Regions from separate parts of the Homo sapiens genome. Here region 2 is linked to region 1. The links are chromatin loops, found by intact Hi-C in ENCODE. Cell type or tissue: heart right ventricle. All regions are shown on one strand. Links, peaks and the distances in the headings refer to the core of each region. The heading gives the core; the rest is flanking DNA. Region 1 holds the start of HHEX (hematopoietically expressed homeobox). Region 2 overlaps IDE (insulin degrading enzyme).

Region 1 (12,873 bases), core at 1,953-9,952:
AAATTCTGGTTACTTAACACCAGCCCAGACCCATGGTTTCAATATTCTCAAAAGTTTAAGGGGGAAAGAAAATCAGATCACTACAGATACACCTTAACTTCATTCTTTAAATATTTAAACCTTGCCAATTAACAGTCTTTCAGACATTTTAAAAATAAGAATGCTAACTGGTGAATTAAGAATAAAGTTTCAATTATTAGACTGGATCTTTTTTCATTCATTTTCTGGAGTAAATTTATAAACATCTACATGTGTAAATGTTTAACAAGTTACAAAATCATGGCAAAGAAAAAAAATGTGGATCTGGAAGAATGCTGCCAACTGAGAAGGTAGACAATTAGCTACAATTTACTTAAAATCTGGGGCAAATTTCTGGGAAATATCCCCATATTACATAGAAACCACTATTTTTAAGGTCTCTGGTAAACTAGAGTCAAGCCTTTGACCAAGAACTATTAAGTATATAAGCTAGTGAATTTTTAATCCTATACTTGTCTAAAATGCATATAAATACTACATAGAAATATTACAACATCTATTTGTTATATAGTTGCAAGCCTTATAGTCTCAACAAATAGATGCACACGGTCAGAAATTGAGAGTGGATCTGCAAATATTTAAATCACATTACAGTAATGAAGTTATGGGAATTTTATTTTCTATTTCAAAATATTCTTTGGGACACTTTCTTTTTAATGAAAAAGTAATGATCAATAAATTTTAAAATCCACTTTGCTTTAAATTTCTCCACTCATTGTTTCAAAGTATTTATTATAAACCGTATATACAATGACAAGTGAACAATTCAGCAATTATCAGATAACTTTGGAGAGTATATCCAGATTAGGACATCAAAAATGAATGTTTAGCTTTAAGTCAATAGACCTTCTTTTAAAAACTAAATTAGCCTTTACTTTTTATCACATATTGCGAAACAAGGTCACTGGAAGAAAGACTGTCAGAAAGTTTAAGCTACTTTCCAAACAGGCTTGAATATTTTCTTACAAGTTTTATATTTCATTTTAAGAGCTGGCATTAGATAGAAAATAATTTTTAAACTCCCTGACATTTAATTCTTCTAAAAAACAGTGCAAACAAGACTTAAAGGTGTTTGTTTCTTTATATTTACCCTTGAGTTCTGCCTGGTTTTATTATGGCTGTGTAAATAAAAGAAACAATTTTCTCCCAAAGATAACTGCTTAAGTCATTTACTGTCAATTACTTTATCTTTCCTGCGTTAATTAGATAAACAACATATGGGATTTATAAAACAATTAGCTGGGAGTTTTACTAGCCAGTGTGTGAAAACCCAAGCATAATTGATATAGGAACCCCATTAGGTGCTTTTAGCATTACTGCCACCTGAGCAACTCATCCTGAATTTCAGCAGGACTATTTGTCTTTTTAATCAAGGTGAAGAGGTTAAATAGTCTCTTAAATGACTTTTGCATACAACCCATAACAGCCTTGCACTGAGATAACGTGATAAAAATATTTATTTCCATAGAAACAGAACCATGTCCATACCTGTTTTAGTCTCCTCCATTTAGCGCGTCGATTCTGAAACCAGGTTTTGACCTACAGGAAAGAGAGAAAGAAAACTTGCAACGAGCCCGCGTCGGGACGTGCCAGAGGGCAGGGTGGCTCCTCGCCTCTCTCTCGGTGGCCCGGCGACCCCTACCCCAGAAGCCTTCCCTTCCCCGGAGGCGGCCCCAGGCCCCCCGCGAGCTCACCTGTCTCTCGCTGAGCTGCAGCATCTTGGCCAGACGCTTCCTCTCGGGCGGAGAGAGATATTTCTGCGTCTCGAATTTCTTCTCCAGCTCGATGGTCTGGTCGTTGGAGAATCTCACCTGGCCGCCTTTCCTTTTATGCAGAGGCCTCTGCAAGAAGGGGCTCCAGAGTAGAGGTTTGCCTGCGAGCGGGAAGAGCGGCGCTCACCCACTGCCCTGGAGCGGCCTGGCCAGACCCCAGAGCTGTCGGGCCCCAGGGATGACAAAGGTAGGCCAGGAGGCCACCCAACCAGACACATTCACATACACCCACCGGCACGTGGACCTAACACGTTCCCACCGACACACAAACATACCCAAAGTCACACACTGACACCGCAGATGCACACAGCCTTGTACACACACAGACAGACACACAGCCGTCACACCTAGAACTAAATCCAGACATACCTTTAACCCCAAAAAGAATGGGCACTACCGGCTGGGCTTACAATACCACGACCCTCTTTCCCCAGTGGCTCTCGGATTTATACATAACTTTTTGCCCCCTTGGATCTCCCTTGGTGAGCCGCACTTGCGAACACCGGGTGTGTGCGTGTTGGGGAGGAGCGGGGCTGCTGCACCGACAAGGCCTGGCTGCGCGGGAAGCGCTCGGGCCCGGACACCCGCATTAGGTTGCGCGAGGAGCCTCCAATCCTGGCCGGGGGAGCCGCGGCCTCCTCTGATTTCACACCCAGCCCGCGGGGGCGGCCAGTTAAAGCCACCCCATGGGCTATGGCAACATTTCCGTCAATGTGTTTCCTGTTGGTCTAGCTCGAAAAACTCTTTGCTTCCTCCTGCGCGGTCCCAGCAGTAACCCAAGGAAACTCAGGGCGCACTGTGAAAACGTTAGCCCCCAGGCCCGGCCCGGCTGAGGGTCCCGCTCCAGCCCCGACAGGCGACCACAGCCAGGCTCGGGCCGCATCATCAAACCCTCGAGGCTGGAATCAGACAGACAGGATAACAACTCAAAAACATAAAAAGATGAACTAAAAATACAATCCCCCTCCCCTGTTAACGGTGAGAAGGTAAGGTAAAGGGCTGAGCTAGAGCCCGCGCCGTAATAATGGAGACATTAAAATGCTAATTAAGACGTTAATTGTTTTCAGGGTCCCTACTGAAGCTTCCAATAACAGAGTTCATTTAAAACTCTAGAGGCGCCCCGTTTCCTTATTTACCCTAGGGCTCCAGACCTCGAAGGCGCCAAGGGTCACCCACAGCGCGGACCACGGGCGGCTTATTTGTTAGGCCGCACATTGAGGGGACAAGCCCCGAAGTTCTGGAATATATGCCCTATGTGTCCCTGCTTCCCTTCCTAACTGGCGACCAGGAGCTGCTGCTTCCTACTCCCAAAGTAGTGTCGGTCGGTCCGTCCGTCCGTCTGCAGGCCTGCACCTCAACGCTTTGAAAGCTAGCATTGTTTTTTCGAGATTTTGCTTGCGTCAGGCTTCAGACTGGTGCAAAACAGCCTCGAAAAAAAATAGGAAGCAACTGGTTATTTTAGCTGCCATAAAGTCACATCCCACACAGAGGAAATGAACAATATCAGAAAAACGGATCCCGGCTATCAGAAGTCGAGTGTTTCCTGAATTTGTCTGTATTGAGGATGTCGATAAAATAATCAGCAGCGTGCACTACTCCGGGGGAAGGGTCTGCTTCATGCAGCCAGGAAAACACTTAACAGCTTCTGAAACCAGATTTACTCCTATCGAGAACTCAAGATTTCCTGTATGAACGGAAAGGGTCAGGCTCTTTCACTGCACAAGCCTGTTGAACCAGGTCCAGCCCCGTAGCCACCCGGGCCCGGCTGCGATCCCTGCCCCACGGGGGCCGGCCAGGGGCGCCTCGACGCCCCTTTCCCCGTCCCTCCCGCTAAGGGAGCCCCACCCCGGGTAACACGCGCGGTCCACGGCTGCCCTCGCCGCGAGGTCTACCGCCGGCCCGCGCGCCCCGACGCCTGCAAGGTGCAGGAAAACCAATCTGAGTCACGGTGCGGTCAGCCCCGGCCGCGCGCCTCCCGTCCCCGCGCGTGCCCGACAGCTGCTTTTCCATCGCTTTTGCCACAGCCGTCTACCGCCTGCCCCCTTCGCCCCCTCGGCCTCCCGGGCGCTGCCACCTGCCGGGTGGCGCTTCCTCGCCCCCACCCTCGCCCGGCCGCCTTACCCAGGGGGTCGTGGCGGAGCAGGGCGTGCGTGTAGTCGTTCACCGTCCGCGGGAAGGGGTACAGAGGGCCCCCGAAGCCGCCGGGTCCGTAGGCAGCGGCCAGCGCGGCGGCGGAGTGGTGCGAGAAGGCTGGATGGATCGGCGTGGGCTCGTACACCGGGGTCCGGTAGGGGGACACGAGGCTGGTGAAGGAGGAGTTGGGGGACGGCAGCGTGGGGGCGGGCGTGGGCGCGGCGGGCCCGCGGCCCAGGATGTCCTCGATGTAAAAGGGCGTCGGGTGTGCGGGTTGCAGCAGCGGCGTGGGCGCGTACAGCGGCACCCCCACGGCGCCCGCCGCCGGCCCGGGGTGCGGGTACTGCATGGCTCCGCCGCGCTCCGGCCCCTCGCAGAGCTGCTGGCCCGCGCCGCGGCGCTACATTTATCCGCGCTCCGCGCTCCCGGCGATAGGCTCCGCCGGCCGCGGGGTGGGGCCGCGCTCGCTGGCCCCTTCCTGCCGCCGGGCCCTGCGGCCAATGGCGCGGGGCCCCAAGAGCAGCCGCCCGCCCCCACCCCGGCCCGCCCCGCCGGCCAAGCTCCCCGCCCCCGGGACGCGCTTGCTACCAGGCTCCGGGGAACTGGCGCCCTGGTGCCCCGCCGCGGCTGTCGCCCCTGGGGACTCCAGGCACCCCGGCCGAGGACGCCCTCGAGGGAAGCCCTGGGCCGCGTCCGTCGGGGGAGGCGCGAGGAAGACCGCCTTCTGGAGTGCGGGCTCCAGCGGCCCTGTCCGCGGCCCCGAGGCACCTCTGCCGAAATTCGGGGGCGCCGTCCAGGCCTGGGCCCGGGGTGGCAGCAGCTGTTTCCAGGCGGGGAGCAGCGGGACTCGGCGGGAGCAGAGGCCGCTGGCCTAAGACGCCTCCTCGGTGGGTGCGCTCCCTGGATTAACAGTGGCGCTGGCTGTCACACCGGCCGTTTCCCGAGCTCAGAGCGGGACAGTGCCCTGGGTTCCTAGGGCTGCTCGGCGGCCCTTAGCTGCGGCCCGGCGGGATTCGGATGGCTGGAGTTCAGGTGCTGCGGACTCTTGGCCGCTCCACCTGGTTTCATTTGGAGGCCTCGGACTCAAGCCACTTCCGCGAGGATGCTGGCAGAAGCCGCTGCGAGCAGCAATCAAGGGGAGGCCCGGGTCCTACAGCGCCGGGCAGAGGCTGTGCAGTCTTCAATCCAGTGGGGGCCGCTCCGTGTCTTTTCTGCTGGCTCTTGAGGGTCGCAGCTGTGCGCAGTCTGGCTCTCTGGTTTTGCACGTGTTTTCTATTGAAGCAGTCCGTACTGCTGGCCCGTATGGCCTCGGCTCTGTGCGGCTCCACTCGCCTCCGGGGCAAGGGGGCATTTTCTTGATTGACGCCCTCCTGCGGTCGTCACACCTCGCGGTGAGCCGTTTCTGCTAAGGTCCTCCATTAATCATGGAAATGGAAAGACTTCCCTGCTTTTTCTATTGAGACTTCTCAGGTTTTAAAGTTTATAATTTGGAACTATTTGTCCAAACACAGCGGGACCACAGTAGGAAGAGGCGTGGACTGTGAGCCTGACCGCCTGTTCGAGTTTCACTTCGCACATTTTTGTTGAGCAACTACTGTGTGCCAGCAGTGAAAAGGACAGATGTAGTCCCTCTCCTCATGGAGACAGGAAACAAATTTTAATATATGTATGTGCTAGGAAGGAGATGTACATAATGGTCTAAAACCTGTAACAAGGGGACATCACCTATCTGGGGGACATTAAGGAAGGGAAAAGCTTCCCAAGAATTGATGTTTGAAAAGTGAGTGGGTGTCAGCAAGCCCAGGGTGCTTGGACATTCCAAGTCCGGAGAATAGCATGTGAGCGTTGTTAGTTAATGCAACTTCCGTCAAGTCACCATCCCTGAGTTTTTCTCATCTGAAACGTTTGAGACTTGGCCTAAAGGCTCCTGATCTTTTTAGGGTATTGTTAATAGGTATCTTTCAGAATCTAATGACAGACAAGAGCTACAAGCCCAGACAAACTCAGAAGTGTACTACACTATCATTCGAGTTAAAGCATGTTGGGGGTAGGTAAGAATATAATTGCTCTATTATACAGTACATATAAATCATAAATTTTTATATTACTCCATGATATAAACTATCTCTGGAAGGATAACGAACATTGGCTGACTATGAAGAAAGGGGTGGGATTGGAGGGGGCATGTATAGCTGTGAATATCTGGAGACTTGCACTAGATGGATGTATGACCTATTCGTCGTATAAGTAAGTCCTTGAAGAAGTGGCTGATTCTAGATCTAGGGCAAGAAAAGTACAAGGTAAGCTCAAAGACATCTTGTGTCAGAAACCGTGAAAAGAAAATAGGGACCACCTTGGAGTGGTTTCCATCGGCAAAATTTGGGGTGATTTAAGCTTTAAAAATACATTAGGGATTATACCACTTTGAATATAACAATTCGTGAGTCCATAGTGGTACTCAGAGAGAGAAAGGTGCAGTGGATGTGAAAGCTGGAAGAATGTCAGCTAACAGATGTAGAAAAATTGGTACAATCGAAAAACGTAATAATTCAAGAAGAATCATCATCAACTAACACGTGAAATGTTGAGGATGAGGATTTTCACAAGGCCTCATATCATCCCAATTAACTGGATTCTGGATTTTAAAAAACTATAAAGGAGCCGGGCGCGGTGGCTTACGCCTGTAATCCCAGCACTTTCGGAGGCAGAGGCGGACGGATCACGAGGTCAGGAGATCGAGACCATCCTGGCTAACACGGTGAAACCCCGTCTCTACTAAAAATACAAAAAATTAGCCAGGCGTGGTGGTGGGCGCCTGTAGTCTCAGCTACTCAGGAGGCTGAGGCAGGAGAATGGCGTGAACCCGGGAGGCGGAGCTTGCAGTGAGCCGAGATCGCCCCACTGCACTCTAGCCTGGGTGACAGAGCCAGACTCTGTCTCAAAAAAAAAAAAAAAAAAAAAACTATAAAAGACATTGCTTTTTATTGGGGGGGGGGATAATGGGGACAAACTATGAAGTATATGTTAGTTGACATTATTAATCTTTTAGATGTGATTGGTATTGCAGGTTACTTTGGAAAATGCGATCTTGGGAGTTGCAAGCTAAAGTCTTTAGGAGTGATGGGTCATATGTGCAGCTTACTTTTAAATACTTCAGTATATACATATATGTGCATACACATCTACATGTATATTTATACACACATATCTATGTATATGTTCATATATGTATATATAAAGAGGGATATATCACAGGTTCAGTTCTAGACCACTTCAATAAATAAACATAGCAATAAAGCAAGTCACATGAATTATTTGGTTTCCCAGTGCATGTAAAGGAGGTTATCTTTACACTTTACTACATTCAGTGTGCAATGGCATTATGTCTTAAAAAGCAACGTACATACCTTAATTTAAAAATACTTTGTTACTAAAAAATTGCTAACGATTGGCAGGGAGTGGTAGCTCATGCCTGTAATCCTAGCACTTTGGGAGGCCAAGGCTGGCGGATCACTTGAGGTCATGAGTTGAAGACCGGCCTGCCAATATGGTAAAACCCTGTATCTACTAAAAATACAAAAATTAGCTGGAAAGTGCTTGAACCCGGGAGGCAGAGGTTGCAGTGAGCTGAGATCATGCCACTACACTACCAGCCTGGGCAATAGAGTGAGACTCCATCTCAAAAAAAAAAAATTGCTGACAATCATCTGAGCCTTCAGCAAGTCATAATCTTTTTGCTTTTGAGGGGTGTTGCCTTGATGTGGATGAGTGCTAACTGATCAGGGTGGGAGGCACAGAAGGTTGGGGTGGCTGTGGCAATTCCTTAAAGACAACCATGAAGTTTGCCACATCTGTTGACCCCTCCGTTCATAAAAGATTTCTCTGTAGCATGTGGTGATGTTTGATAGCATTTTTATCCACAGTAGAACTTTCAAAATTGGAGTTCATTTTCTCAAACCCTGTGCTGCTCTATCAAGTATGGTTGTGTAATAGTCTCTCTTTTTTGTCCTTTTTTTTTTTTCTTTTTTCCTTTTTGTAGAGAATGGAGTCTCGCTCCATTCATTGCCCAGGCATGTCTCGATCTACCGGGCTCAAGCTATGCTCCTGCCTCTGCCTCCCTAAATGTTGGGATTACAGGCATGAGCCATTACATCCAGCTATGTAATATTCTAAATCCTTTGTTGTCATTTCAATAATGTTCACAGCATATTCACCAGAAGTAGATTCCATCTCAAAAAACCACTTTCTTTGCTCATCCATAAGAAGTAACTCCTCATCCATTCAAGTTGTATCATGAGATTGCAGCAATTCAGTCACATCTTCAGGCTCCACTTCTATTTCTCTTGCTGTTTCCAGCACATATGCAATTACTTTCTCCACTGAAATCTTGAACCCCTCAAAGTCATCTGTGAGGGCTGGAATCAACTTCTTCCAAACTTCTGTTAATGATATTTTTACCTCCTCCCATGAATCATGGCCTCTGGAATGGTGAATCCTTTCTGGAAGGGTTTTACTTGACTTTGCCCACAGAGGAATCACTATCTATGGCAGCTATAGCCTTACAAAATATATTTCTTAAATAATAAGATTTGAAAATCAAAATCACTCTTTGATTCATGGGCTGCAGAATGGATGTTGTGTTAGCAAGCATGAAAACAACATTCATCTCTTTGTATATCTCCATCATAGCTCTTGGGTGACCAGGTGCATTGTCAATGATCAGTAATAATTTGAAAGGCATATTTTTTTCCTGGGCAGTAGATCTCAACAGTAGGCTTAAAGTGTTCAGTAAACCACACAGTAAAATGATGTGCTGCCATCCAGGCTTTGTTATTTTATTTATAGGGCACAGGCAGAGTAGATGTAGCATAGTTCTTAAGGGCCCTAGGATTTTCAGAATGGCCAATAAGCATTGCTTTAAACTTAAATGTCAGCTGCATTAGCACCTAACAAGAGAGTCAGACTGTCCTTTGAAACTCTGAAGCCAGCATTGACTTCTCACTAGCTATGAAAGTCCTAGATGGCATCTTCTTCCAATAGAAGGCTTTTTGGTCTACGTGTAGAATCAGTTTAGTGTAGCTACGTTCATCAATGATCTTAGCTAGATCTTCTGGGTAACTTGCTGCACCTTTTCTATTAACATTTTCTGCTTCACTTTGCACTTATGGTGATGGCCTCCTTCCTTAAACCTCGTGAACCAACCTCATCTAACATCCACCGTTTCTTCTGCAGCTTCCTCACCTTTCTCAGCCTTCATAGAATTGAAGAGAGTTGGGGCCTTGCTCTGGATTAGGCTTTCGTGTAAGGGAATGTTGTGGCTGGTTAGATCTTCTATCCAGACCACTTGCACTTTCTCCAGATCATCAATAAGGCTGTTTCACTTTTTAGCATTCATTTGTTCATTGGAGTACCACCTTAAATTTCCTTCAAGAACTCTTCCTTTGTGTTCACAGCGCTGTCTAACTTTTAGTGGATCTTAACTTTCTACATGGCCTCCTTGCTGAGCTTAATCATTTCTGGCTTTTGATTGAAAGAGACATGCAATTCTTGCTTTTCCTTGAACACTTAGGGGCTGTTGTAGGGTTATTAATTTGCCCAATTTCAATATTGTTGTCTCTCAAGGAATAAGGAGGCCCAAGGAGAGAAGGAAAGAGACTGGGGAACAGCCTGTGAGTAGGACAGTCAGAACACACGACATTTATTAAGTTAGCTGTCTTATATGGGTGCAGTTTGTGGTGCCCCAAAACGATTACAATAGTAACATCAAAGACCACTGATCACAGATCATCATTACAGATATAACAATAAATATTATGAGAATTACCCAAATGTGACACAAAGACATGAAGTGGGCACATGTTCTTGGGAAAATGGTGCCAATAGACTTGCTTGATGCAGGGGCGTCACAAACCTTCAATTTGTAAAAACTGCAATATCTGCAAAGCACAATGAAGTGAAGCACAATAAAATGAGGTATGCCTGTATCGAAAATTATTAATTGGTGAATTTAGGTGAAGAGTATACAGGTGTTTGTTGTACTATAATTTCAGAGTATACAAGTATTTGTTGTACTCTAATTTTAGCTTTTTTATAATTACACATAGCAATTAAATTACCATAATTCCTGTAGATTTGAAAGTTTTCAATATAAAAATGAGAAAAAATGAAAACACTGTTTCTTTTTTTAATCTCAAATTCCTTTTTACCATACTTTTTTTGTGTGTGTGTGTGAGACGGATTCTTGCTCTGTCGCCCAGGCTGGAGTGCAGTGGCATGATCTTGGCTCATTGCAAGCTCCTCCTCCTGGATTCACGCCATTCTCCTGCCTCAGCCTCCCGAGTAGTTGGGACTACAGGCGCCTGCCACCACACCCGGCTAATTTTTTTGTATTTTTAGTAGACAGTGGTTTCACCATATTAGCCAGGATGGTCTCGATCTCCTGACCTTGTGATCTGCCCATCTTGGCCTCCCAAAGTGCTGGGATTACAGGCATGAGCCACCGCGCCCGGCCTACCATCCATTTTTTTTAAAGGCATAATGTTTTGAATGATTTCTGAAGATTGCATACAATTTCAGGTAGTGCCTTGCCCCTGGAAACTATCAGTGAAGGGTTATTTGGGAATCATTGATCCCTCTGTGGGTCAGCTCCAGTGTTGTGCCATCTCCACCGTCATCATTCTCATCCCATGGCCTGATGAATTCAATGTGCTCTTCTGTGTTCCAAGGACAGAGACAAGCTCTGGGGACAAAGAAAGAACAGTTATTATATGAAGTTCAAACCTACCTTCACAAGTTATGTTTGGGTCTTGAAAGATTGGGACCTCAGTAAACTAAGCAGAAAACTGTGCTAATTATTTTTCTCACAAAATGTTTCCCCTTTGTTTTCATTGTGCACCTTTTTCCTGCCCCTTCTACTCTGCGAGTAACAGATGATGACTCCAATTCATTTAGTGCTTTCACAGTAAATCACTAGCCAGCCTTTATTACCCATCTTCAGAAACAGTATTAGTTTATGGTACTGGTTTATTCTGTGCATGATTCAGCCACCAGCCAAAAGATCTAAATCTACAAATATTTTAAATATATATATTAAAATGCTAGGGAAATAATCACTAGCATAGAGTTATTAAATAATCACTAATAAAAGAAGCATCCTCTCTTTCTTTGATTTAGCCACAGATCCTGGGAAGTAGATGGAGATCTTAAAAGGCATTGGTAAAACATTCCAACTCAGCTACATAATCCTCACTGGCAAACTGAAGCACTTAATTCTGTTAAGCTATATAACACTACCTTTTCTACATCCAATCGTCAGATCCATGTTCACTTAGCTAAAGTTAAAAAAAAAAATTACAACCACATTTGTGAATGTCACATTTATTGAACTACATAATTTTTAATATCACTTGTGTACGTTTTATAGTTTGTTTTATTGTTTTAAAAGTCATTTGGGGCCCTAAAAGAACTAGATTTTTCCAAAGTTGTCCTTATGATTTTTTTTCGCACAGTCAGAACTAATAAAACAAAACTGTTGTAGCTATTTAATTCAAAATCTCTCGGAGTTTCAATATTTTTTCTCTGCTGGATACTAAAACCAATAAAGCTCCATGAGATTTTAATTATATTCTGAATTAAACAAGACTTTCTCCAAAAATTTGGCCCCATTTATTTTAGCCATTGCTGTTGTGCAAAAGACCAAATTTGTAAGAAGAGAAGGTAGTTCTCATTTGTAATTTATCTAGAAGGAATTTAGGTAAACTTTTTGCAACTTACTTTTAATAAATGTATGTAGAGGTAAAAATTCAAGTTAGCTATAGCTTGAAAGCATCAATGGATTTTATTATAACAACTTGGTTCTATTTATACTTACACTAAGTTTTATTGTCTTCAACTGTTGGGATGACTAAATCATTTATTAAATTTCATATCAAATCATATATTTTTCAAATATTTGAGAAAATCTAATTAGTGCTTTAGTGGTTTACTAACTTACAAAATACTAATCTGATCAAATAGAGATGCCTCATCCCCATCATAAATGGAATCAGAGCCCAGAAATACATAAGCAGTAGGCATCATGACATTGCTTCAGTGACGTTCTTTTTCCAAATTTTTTTTTTTTTTTTTTGAGATGGAGTCTTGCTGGAGTGCAATGGCGTGATCTCAGCTCACTGAAACCTCCACCTCCTGCATTCAAGCAATTCTCCTGCCTCAGCCTCCCAAGTAGCTGGGATTACAGGTACCTGCCACCACACCTGGCTAATTTTTGTATTTTTAGTAGAGACGGGGTTTCACCATGTTGGCCAGGCTAGTCTTGAACACCTGGCCTCAGGTGATCCACTGGCCTCAGCCTCCCAAAGTGCTGGAATTACCCACATGAGCCACCACACCTGGCCTTTTTCCACATTTTACATACTACAAGGTGCCTCACATACCACTGTCATGTGGGTGAATTTTACTGACCATGGAGCTTTAGGTAGAGCTTTAGGTAACTGCTCAATTTAAAAAGTGATGATGAATTCAATAATAAAAAGAGCACCCAATTCTTTAAATGAGCTAAAGGTCTGAATAGATATTTCTCCAAAGAAGTTATACAAATAGCCAATAAGCACATGAGAAGATGTTCAACATCATTAGTCATCAGGGAAATGCAAATCAAAACCACAATGAGATACCACTTCACACCCACTAGGATAGCTATAATAATTTTAAAAACACAAGTGTTGGTGAGGATGTGGAGATTTAGAACCCCCCCATGCTTTGCTAATCGCAATGTAAAATGAAGCGGCAGCTTTGAAAAGCAGTCTGGCAATGCCTGAAAAGTTTAAACAAAGTTACCACATGACCCAATGATTCTACCCTTGGGTATATTCCCACAAAATGAAAACATATGTCCACACAAAAACTTGTTCACAAATGTTCACAGCAG
Region 2 (8,000 bases), core at 1-8,000, 160 kb after region 1:
AGCACTCATCCATGAACAAAAATAAACCACAACAATAAAAAACTTTCAAGCTGATTAAAAGCTATTGTCAAACTTCATGATTAATGGAGGTTTCAAAGGATTTCTGTTGAAAAAATAAGGATGCCCACTATCACTTTTGTTTGGCTATACTTACAGGTATTAATCATTACAATAAATCAAGGGGGAAAATGTGATTATAAGAGATGGAAAGGAAGCACAACAAAACCTATTTCCTTATTTCCATATGATAGGATTGCCTCCATAAAAATACTGAAGAAAATCTTCAGATCAGTCATTAAAAATAATTCAGCAAGGTTGCCAGAAAGAAGACAAACACACTAAAATTGCGTTCTTTGGAGTACAGTGGCGTGACCTTGGCTCACTGCCACCTCCGCCTCCCAGGTTCAAACGATTCCCCTGTCTCAGCTCCCCAAGTAGTTGGGATTACAGGCACGTGCCACCACGCCCAGCTAATTTTTTGTATTTTTAGTAGAGATGGGGTTTCACCATGTTAGTCAGCATGGTCTCGATCTCCCAGCCTCGTGATCCACCCGCCTTGGCCTCTCAAAGTGTTAGGATTACAGGCATTAGCCACCGTGCCCGGCCATGTTCTTGTATCAATAATCAATTACAGGAAAATGCTGGGGTAAAAATTATTTCATTTGCAATATTTAACAAAGCTGTAAAATATTCAGAAATAAATCCAATGAAAGAGTTGCAAGAAATATGTAATGGATATAAAAGAATGCCTAAATGGGGAGGTATATCATGCACATGGATGGTTAAACTCTATATAACATAAATGTAAATATGCCCCAAATTTCTCTAAATTCAATGCAGTGCCAGTTGAAAGTCCTGTAAGTTTTTTTTTAGGAATTGTATAATCTCATTATAAAATTAATAAGAGAGTAAAAGGCCAAGAATAGCTAAGATAATTTTGAGGAACAAGGAAAGCTACTTCTACCAGGTACCAAGACTTATTATAAAGTTCTAGTTGTTACAGTAGTAGAATTGAAGCAGGGGTGCATGAAGATACAAGTAGAACAGATTATAGGCCCTGGAAACATCCACAAACATATGGAAACTTGATATAAGGCAGAGGTACATTACAAATGAAAAAAATATAGTTCTTTCTTAGGACTTTATGTAGACTTTCTATAGACTACAGACATGTGCCACTGAGTCTGGTTCGCTACAACTTTTAAAAGAAAATATATGAGAATTTTTTTTATCTTCAGATAGAGGAAATGTTCTTAAACACACAGAAAAACCCATGAAGATAGAGATGAACCATAGGTTTAGAGATAAACTTGACCTCATTGAAATTTAAAATCCTTGTTCAAAAGAGACACAAAAAGCTAGATGTGGTGGTATGCACCTGTAATCGCAGCTTCTCAGGAGGCTGAGGCAGGAGGATGGTTTGCACCCAGAAGTTCAAGACCAGTCTAGGCAACATAGTGAGACCCTGTCCTTTTTTTTTTTTTTTTTTTTTTTTGAGACAGGGCCTCACCCTGTTGCCCAGGCTGGAATGCAGTGGTGCAATCTTGGCACTCTGTAACCTCCTCCTCCTGGGCTCAAATGATCCTCCTACCCCAGCCTCCCAAGTAGCTGAGACTACACGCACACACTACCACACTCAGCTAATTATTTAATCTTTTGTAGAGATAGGGTCTCCCTATGTTGCCCAAGCTGGTCTCAAACTCCTAGGCTCAAGTGATCCTCCTGCCTCAGCTTCCCAAAGTGCTAGGGTTACAGGCATGAACCATCATGCCCAGCCTCTTAACTTCTCTAAGCCCCAGTTCCTTTCCACATCAGGTTGATGCCAATATTAAATGAGATTGTGCATATGAAGCCCATAATAATGTTAAATAAATCATATTAATAGTATAATACCTGATTGGTAGCTGTGAAAGGACAGTAGGATTCTGAAAAAGTCCTTGTCTTGATTCCATATAGATTTTAGGATTTTTTTTTCTATTTCTGTGAAGAATATCATTGGTATTTTGATAGGGGTTGCATTGAATCTGTAGATAGCTTTGGATAGTATGGACATTTTAACAATATTAGTTCTTCCAGTCCATGAACACAGGATGTCTTTCCTTTTTGTGTATGCCCTCCTTAATTTCTCTTATTAGTATTTTATAGTTTTCATTGTAGAGATCTTTTACTTTACTTTTTTTTTTTTTTTGAGACGGAGTCCCGCTCTTTCTCCCAGGCTGGAGTGCAGTGGCGCCATCTCAGCTCACTGCAACCTCCACCTCCTAGGTTCAAGTAATTCTGCCTCAGCCTCCCAAGTAGATGGGATTACAGGCTTGCACCACAACGCCCAGCTGATTTTTGTATTTTTAGTGGAGATGAAGTTTCGCATGTTGGCCAGGCTGGTCTCAAACTCCTGAGCTCGAGTGATCTGCCCACCTTGGCCTCCCAAAGTTCTGGGATTAGAGGTGTGAGCCACTGCGCCCAGCCTGAGATCTTTTACTTTTTTGGTTCAGTTTGTTCTTAGAGGGCTTTTTTGTTGTGTGTTTGTTTTTTGTTTTTTGTAGCTATTATAAATGGGATTGCTTTCTTGGTTTTTTTTTTTTTTTTTTCAGATTGTTCACTGTTGGCATATAGAAATGCTACTGATTTTGATATGCTGACTTTTGTATCCTGCAACTTTACTGAATTCATTTATCAGTTCTAACAGGTGTTTTTGATAGAGTCTTCAGGTTTTTCTAAATATAAGATTATGTTGTCTACGAACAATGACAGTTTGACTTCTTTCCATTTTGGATGCCCTTTATGTCTTGTCTAATGGCTCTGGCTAGGACTTCCAGTGCTATGCTGTATAAAGTGGTAAAAGTGGGGATGCTTGTCTTCTTCAGATCTTAGAGCAAAGGCTTTCACTTTTTCGCTGTTCCATATGATGTTAGCTCTGAGTTTGTCATATACAGCCTTTATTGTTTTGACATATGTTCCTTCTCTACCCAGTGTGTTGAGAACGTTTATCATGAAGTGATGTTGAATTTTATTGAATGCCTTTTTCAGCTTATGGTGTTTGTCCTTGATTCTGTTACTGTGATGTATCATGTTTTTGTTTTATTTTGTTTTGAGACAGTCTCACTCTGTTGCCCAGGCTGGAGGGCAATGGTGCAATCTCGGCTTACTGCAACCTCTGCCTCCCGGGTTCAAGTGATTCTCTTGCCTCAGCCTCCCCAGTAGCTGGGATTACAGGCACACGCCTGGCTAATTTTTGTATTTTTAGTAGAGACTGTGTTTTGCCATGTTGGCAAGGCTGGTCTTGAACTCCTGATCTCAAGTGATCCACCCACCTCGGCCTCCCAAAGTGCTGGGATTACAGGCATGAGCCATTACACCTGACCCTGTGATGTATCATGTTTATTGATTTGTATATATTTGTATATATTTTTGTTTGTTTGTTTGTTTGAGATGGAGTCTCACTCTTTCGCCCAGGCTGGAGTACAGTGGTGCCATCTCGGCTCACTGCAACTTCCGTGTTCAAGCAATTCTCCTGCCTCAGCCTTTCAAGAAGCTGGGATTGCAGCGCCCATTACCACATCTGGTTAATTTTTGTATTTTTAGTAGAGACGGGGTTTTGCTATATTGGCCAGGCTGATCTCAAACTTCTGACCTCAGGTGATCCACCCACCTCGGCCTCTCAAAGTGCTGGGATTACAGGCGTGAGCCACTGTGCCCAGCCTGATTTGTTTATGTTGAACCATCTTTGCATCCCTGAGATGAATCCCACTTGATCATGTTGAATGATATATATTATTATATATAAAATATATATATAATATAAAATATATTATAATATAATATATATTATATATTATATAAAATATATTATAATATAATATATATTATATATTATATAAAATATATAATATATAAAATATATTATATAAAATATATTATATATAATATAATATATATTATATATTATATAAAATATATTATATATAATATATATTATAATATAAAATATATTATATATAATATAATATATATAATAATATATTATATATATTTTTTTGAGATAGAGTCTCACTCTGTCACCAAGGCTGGAGTGCAGTGGCACAATCTCAGCTTACCGTAACCTCCACTTCCCGGGTTCAAGCAGTTCTGCCTCAGCCTCCCAAGTAGCTGGGATTACATGCCTGCCACCATGCCCAGCTAATTTGTGAATTGAATGATATTTTTAATATGTTATTGAATTTAGTTGGTATCCACTTTCACTTTTTCTCTTCATTATTCACATATGCCTTTAGTTTCATAGTTCCTGATAAACTAGAAACCATTTTTCTGCCCTATTTTGTTTTTTTGTTTGCCTCTCAATGGAATTAAAGTAGGAGCAGTTGAATGTTTACAAGCAGGTTTAGAATAGTAAAAGGAAAAACTTAGTTCTGGTTATTCCTTACTGATCTGTTTCTCCAAACATAACTCTACCGACACTGTGGGAGCAACTGGGTTTATTCAGCTGGGAGGGAAATAAAAGAAGGAGGTCAAAGAGTGAGTGGGAACAACAAAACAGGTACTCCTTCATGTATAGGTAGAATGAAAGGCACAGTTGAAGACAAGAATATAGAGGGTGGAGCTGTATTTTAGGTGTGCGTGACTTTTTTTTTTTTTTTTTTTTAAGACTGAGTCTTACTCTTGTCGCCCATGCTGAAGTGACATGGCATGATCTTGGCTCACTGCAACCTCCGCCTCCTAGGTTTAAGTGGTTATCATGTCTCAGCCACCCAAGTTGCTGGGATTATAGGCACATACCACAATGCCTAACTAATTTTTTTTTTTTTTTTTTTAAGTAGAGACCATGTTGGCCAGGCTGGTCTCGAATTCCTGACCTCAGGTCATTTGCCTGCCTTGGCCTCCCAGAGTGCTAGGATTATGGTGTGAGCCACTGTGCCCAGCAAGTGAAAAGAAAGAAAATTTCTTTCTTTTCTTTTCTTTCTTTGAGACAGGGTTTCCTTCTGTCATTCAGACTGGAGTGCGGTCGCATGATCTCGGCTCACTACAGCTTCCATCTCCTGGGTTCAAACGATTCTCCTGCCTCAGCCTCTGAAGTAGCTGGGATTAAAGGCAGGTGCCATCACACCTGGCTAGTTTTTGTATTTTTAGTAGAGACAGGGTTTCACCATGTCGCCCAGGCTAGTCTCGAACTTCTGAGCTCAGGTCATCTGCCTGACTCCGCTGCTATTTACTCTAGTATGCTTATTCCAAGTTCATAGGATTATAAATATAAATGAGCCCAAATTTTCTCTCTCTCAGTTAATAAGTAATTTTTTTAGTCCCCCTACATGTAAAGTGCATTAGAAAATGCAAAGAAGTGTAACTAGTGTCATTGCACTCAAGGTGCTGAAAGTTTAGTTGGGGAAGCAAGGCAAACCCAGGATTTCACTGAGTGTAATTTTAGCTTTGATTTTCCAGGATCATCATCTCTCCATTTTCTTCCTCCTTTTTCTTGCTAATTTTTATTGAGTGCTATGCTAAGCACTTTACGTGGATTATTTAATTTCTAATAATTCTCACAGTAACCCCAGTAGGTAGATGCTCATATTTCCATCTTACATGAGTAGATTAAGACTTAAGATAATTAAATTGCCTTGGGTCCCTCAGCTTTTAAGTGCTGGAGTCAGGATCTGTGCCCAGATTTGGAGCTTTTAAACACTATTCTATTTTGCATGTTTTAGTGTTGCCCAGAATTTATTTCTCCAGGATCTTAGCGGAGATGCAGTTTCACTTCTCCTGAAGTATAGATAAGATTTCCTTAAGCAGAAGGAAGAGCCATTCAAGGGGAAAAAGAAAAGGAACTAATATTTGTTGTATTTGACTAATGTTTTAGTCTTGCAGGGAGTACAGAGAGGAGAGAGATAGGGTGGTAGTGGAACTATCTGTATAGGTTATGGAATTCAATTATCAAGTCAGTCTGAACTCAAAGCCTATGTTCTTCATGATAGTAATTAAGTTGACCCCCAAAACCATGACATGAAGAAAAGACCAAGGAGTGAGCCTGGTTTCTTTTGGAGAACATGAGTTAGGATAGTTTGAGTATAACAAAGGATGCTTTTGCATAGAGAAGTAGGAAGGAATAGAATAGAAAAAGAGAACCCAATAAAATTGTGGAATATGAACCAGAGGGTAGTTCAGTGACTCCTGATCCTGTGGTAAACATAATAACACACCAAATCAGACTCTAATACAAGTTCAATTACTTTTTTCTCTCTTCCCTCCCACCCTTATTTCCTCTTTTCTTCCCTTCACCATTTTTTTTTTGTGAAGAATTTAAAACATACACAAAAGAACACAAAATACTATAATGACCCTATGTGTGCATCACCCTGCCCCTGGCCAATTCTGTACAATCCACATTTCCATTCACCCTTTTGTATTATTTTGAAGAGATTCTAGATATCATTTTGCTCATAAATATTTCAGTATATATCTCTAAAACATAGCAATTCATTTTTAAAAACATAAAAATACCATTATTGTTACCATTATTATCAAATATCCAGTTAGTGTTCAAATTTCTAGTGTTCTTATAAAAATCATTATTTTTAAAGTTTATTTGAATCAGAGTCCAAATAAGTATTACATATTAGTGATTGTTTGATATGTCTTTCATTATTATTATTATTATTATTTTAATTTTTGTAGAGACAGGATCTCACTATGTTGTCCAGGCTTGTCTTGAAATCCTAGTTTCAAGCGATTCTCCCACCTTGACCACCCAAAGTGCTAGGACCCCAAAGTGAGTCACCCAAAGTGAGCCACCACTCCAGTCTGATATGTCTTTTAAGTCTCTTTTTAGTTTAAGAGTTCATCCTTCATCTCTTCCTCTACTCCTTCCCCTCACTCCCCTCTTGGAATTTATTTATTGAATAATCAGGTTGTTTGTTTTATCGAACTTCTCATAGCCTAGATTTTTTTTTTTTTACTGCACCCCTAACAATGTAGTTTAACAAGTTCCTCTGTCTTCTGTATTTCTACAAATTGGCAGTTGGATATAGAGGCTTGATCAAATTTGTGTTTGACTTTTTGACAAGACATCTTCATAGGTGGTGATGTATTTTTCCATTGGGCATACAATGTCTGGTCATTTATGATGTTGCAAATATTGATTCTCAGTGCATCACCTCCCTAATTTTGGTTTTTCTAATGCTAATTCTATTATTCCATCTCTTTTGATTAACTTGAGTACTGCTGTAAAATCTCCTTTTCTACTATTTGGCTAGTCAGTGGTACAGTTACTGTGGGAAAGGCAGGATAAATGCTTTTATTCCATTCCATTTATTTACCAATTTTCAAAATAATGAATTGGTTCGTCAGCATCCTTCAGGGTGACTAATTTGTTTTTTGAGTATCACATAGACTCATGGATGTAAAAACATTTCATATATTTTAGTCCATGTAATCATTTATTGTTCCCTTAGCTTTTCCATGGATTTTGTTACTATCTTTTTTCTCGTTACTGGGATATGTGTCTGTGGAAAACTAGAAATTTACTGAAAACAAGAGCTGGACCAATCAAGTGTAGGAGTGTTTTCTGATGGCATTTAAGAGGTTTTCACTTAAAGTCCCCTTTTATAACTCATATCTTGTACTTGCATATACTTACTCAGCTGCAGAGGAATTGTCGGTTTAAATTTTGTGGGAAAATTCACATATATCAAAAGGCTTTAGTCTCTCACTTCCAGGATTTTTAGAAGATTGCTATAGCAAGAAGAAAGGGCTTTTTAAAAAGTTTATAATAATTCCAAGTAACTAGCTATAGGTATGTTAGCCTAACTTTCAGGATCTTGGGTTTTCAGAGAACATATAAAATTATAATGGGTTATAACTATCAAGTTGACCTTTCCCTGAGAACATACTATTGGAGAAACCTGTGGTTTCTAAGACGTTTCTAAAACTTAAAACTCATTCCTTCCCAGTATAAGAAATATATTGCTGGCTTCAGAATTTTCCAGGAAAATAAATTTTATTCCCTTGAAAAT

Evidence for each region. Hi-C counts contacts between places; a loop is a spot of excess contacts. Peaks named below come from ENCODE experiments on the same cell type or tissue, not always from the same donor. Only the 100,000 strongest peaks of a DNase experiment are listed, where the experiment ranks them.
Region 2: it touches region 1 in a loop (2.7-fold over the local background); 4 of 110 quality-filtered maps call a loop at or near these places.

Annotation. Positions count from the first base shown.
Region 1 is chr10:92,681,407-92,694,279 of GRCh38, reverse strand. It overlaps HHEX (hematopoietically expressed homeobox), which reads right to left and starts at 4,325. Exons shown (of 4, transcript NM_002729.5): 1 at 3,933-4,325; 2 at 1,734-1,912; 3 at 1,528-1,578. The coding sequence starts at 4,293. RefSeq lists an enhancer at 2,207-3,014 and silencers at 3,545-3,694, 3,705-3,784, 4,205-4,524, 4,595-4,834. In heart right ventricle, for the core only: a CTCF peak has its summit at 5,268 (motif pointing left); DNase peaks (open chromatin) are centred at 2,489, 3,109, 3,779, 4,499 and 2 weaker places; H3K4me3 peaks cover 3,703 bases; H3K27ac peaks cover 3,138 bases; H3K27me3 peaks cover 3,438 bases.
Region 2 is chr10:92,520,341-92,528,340 of GRCh38, reverse strand. All of the region lies in intron 4 of IDE (insulin degrading enzyme), which reads left to right. Among named protein-coding and RNA genes, the nearest start is that of IDE, 50 kb to the left of the region's middle. In heart right ventricle, for the core only: no CTCF peak of the experiment used is centred there; no DNase peak of the experiment used is centred there.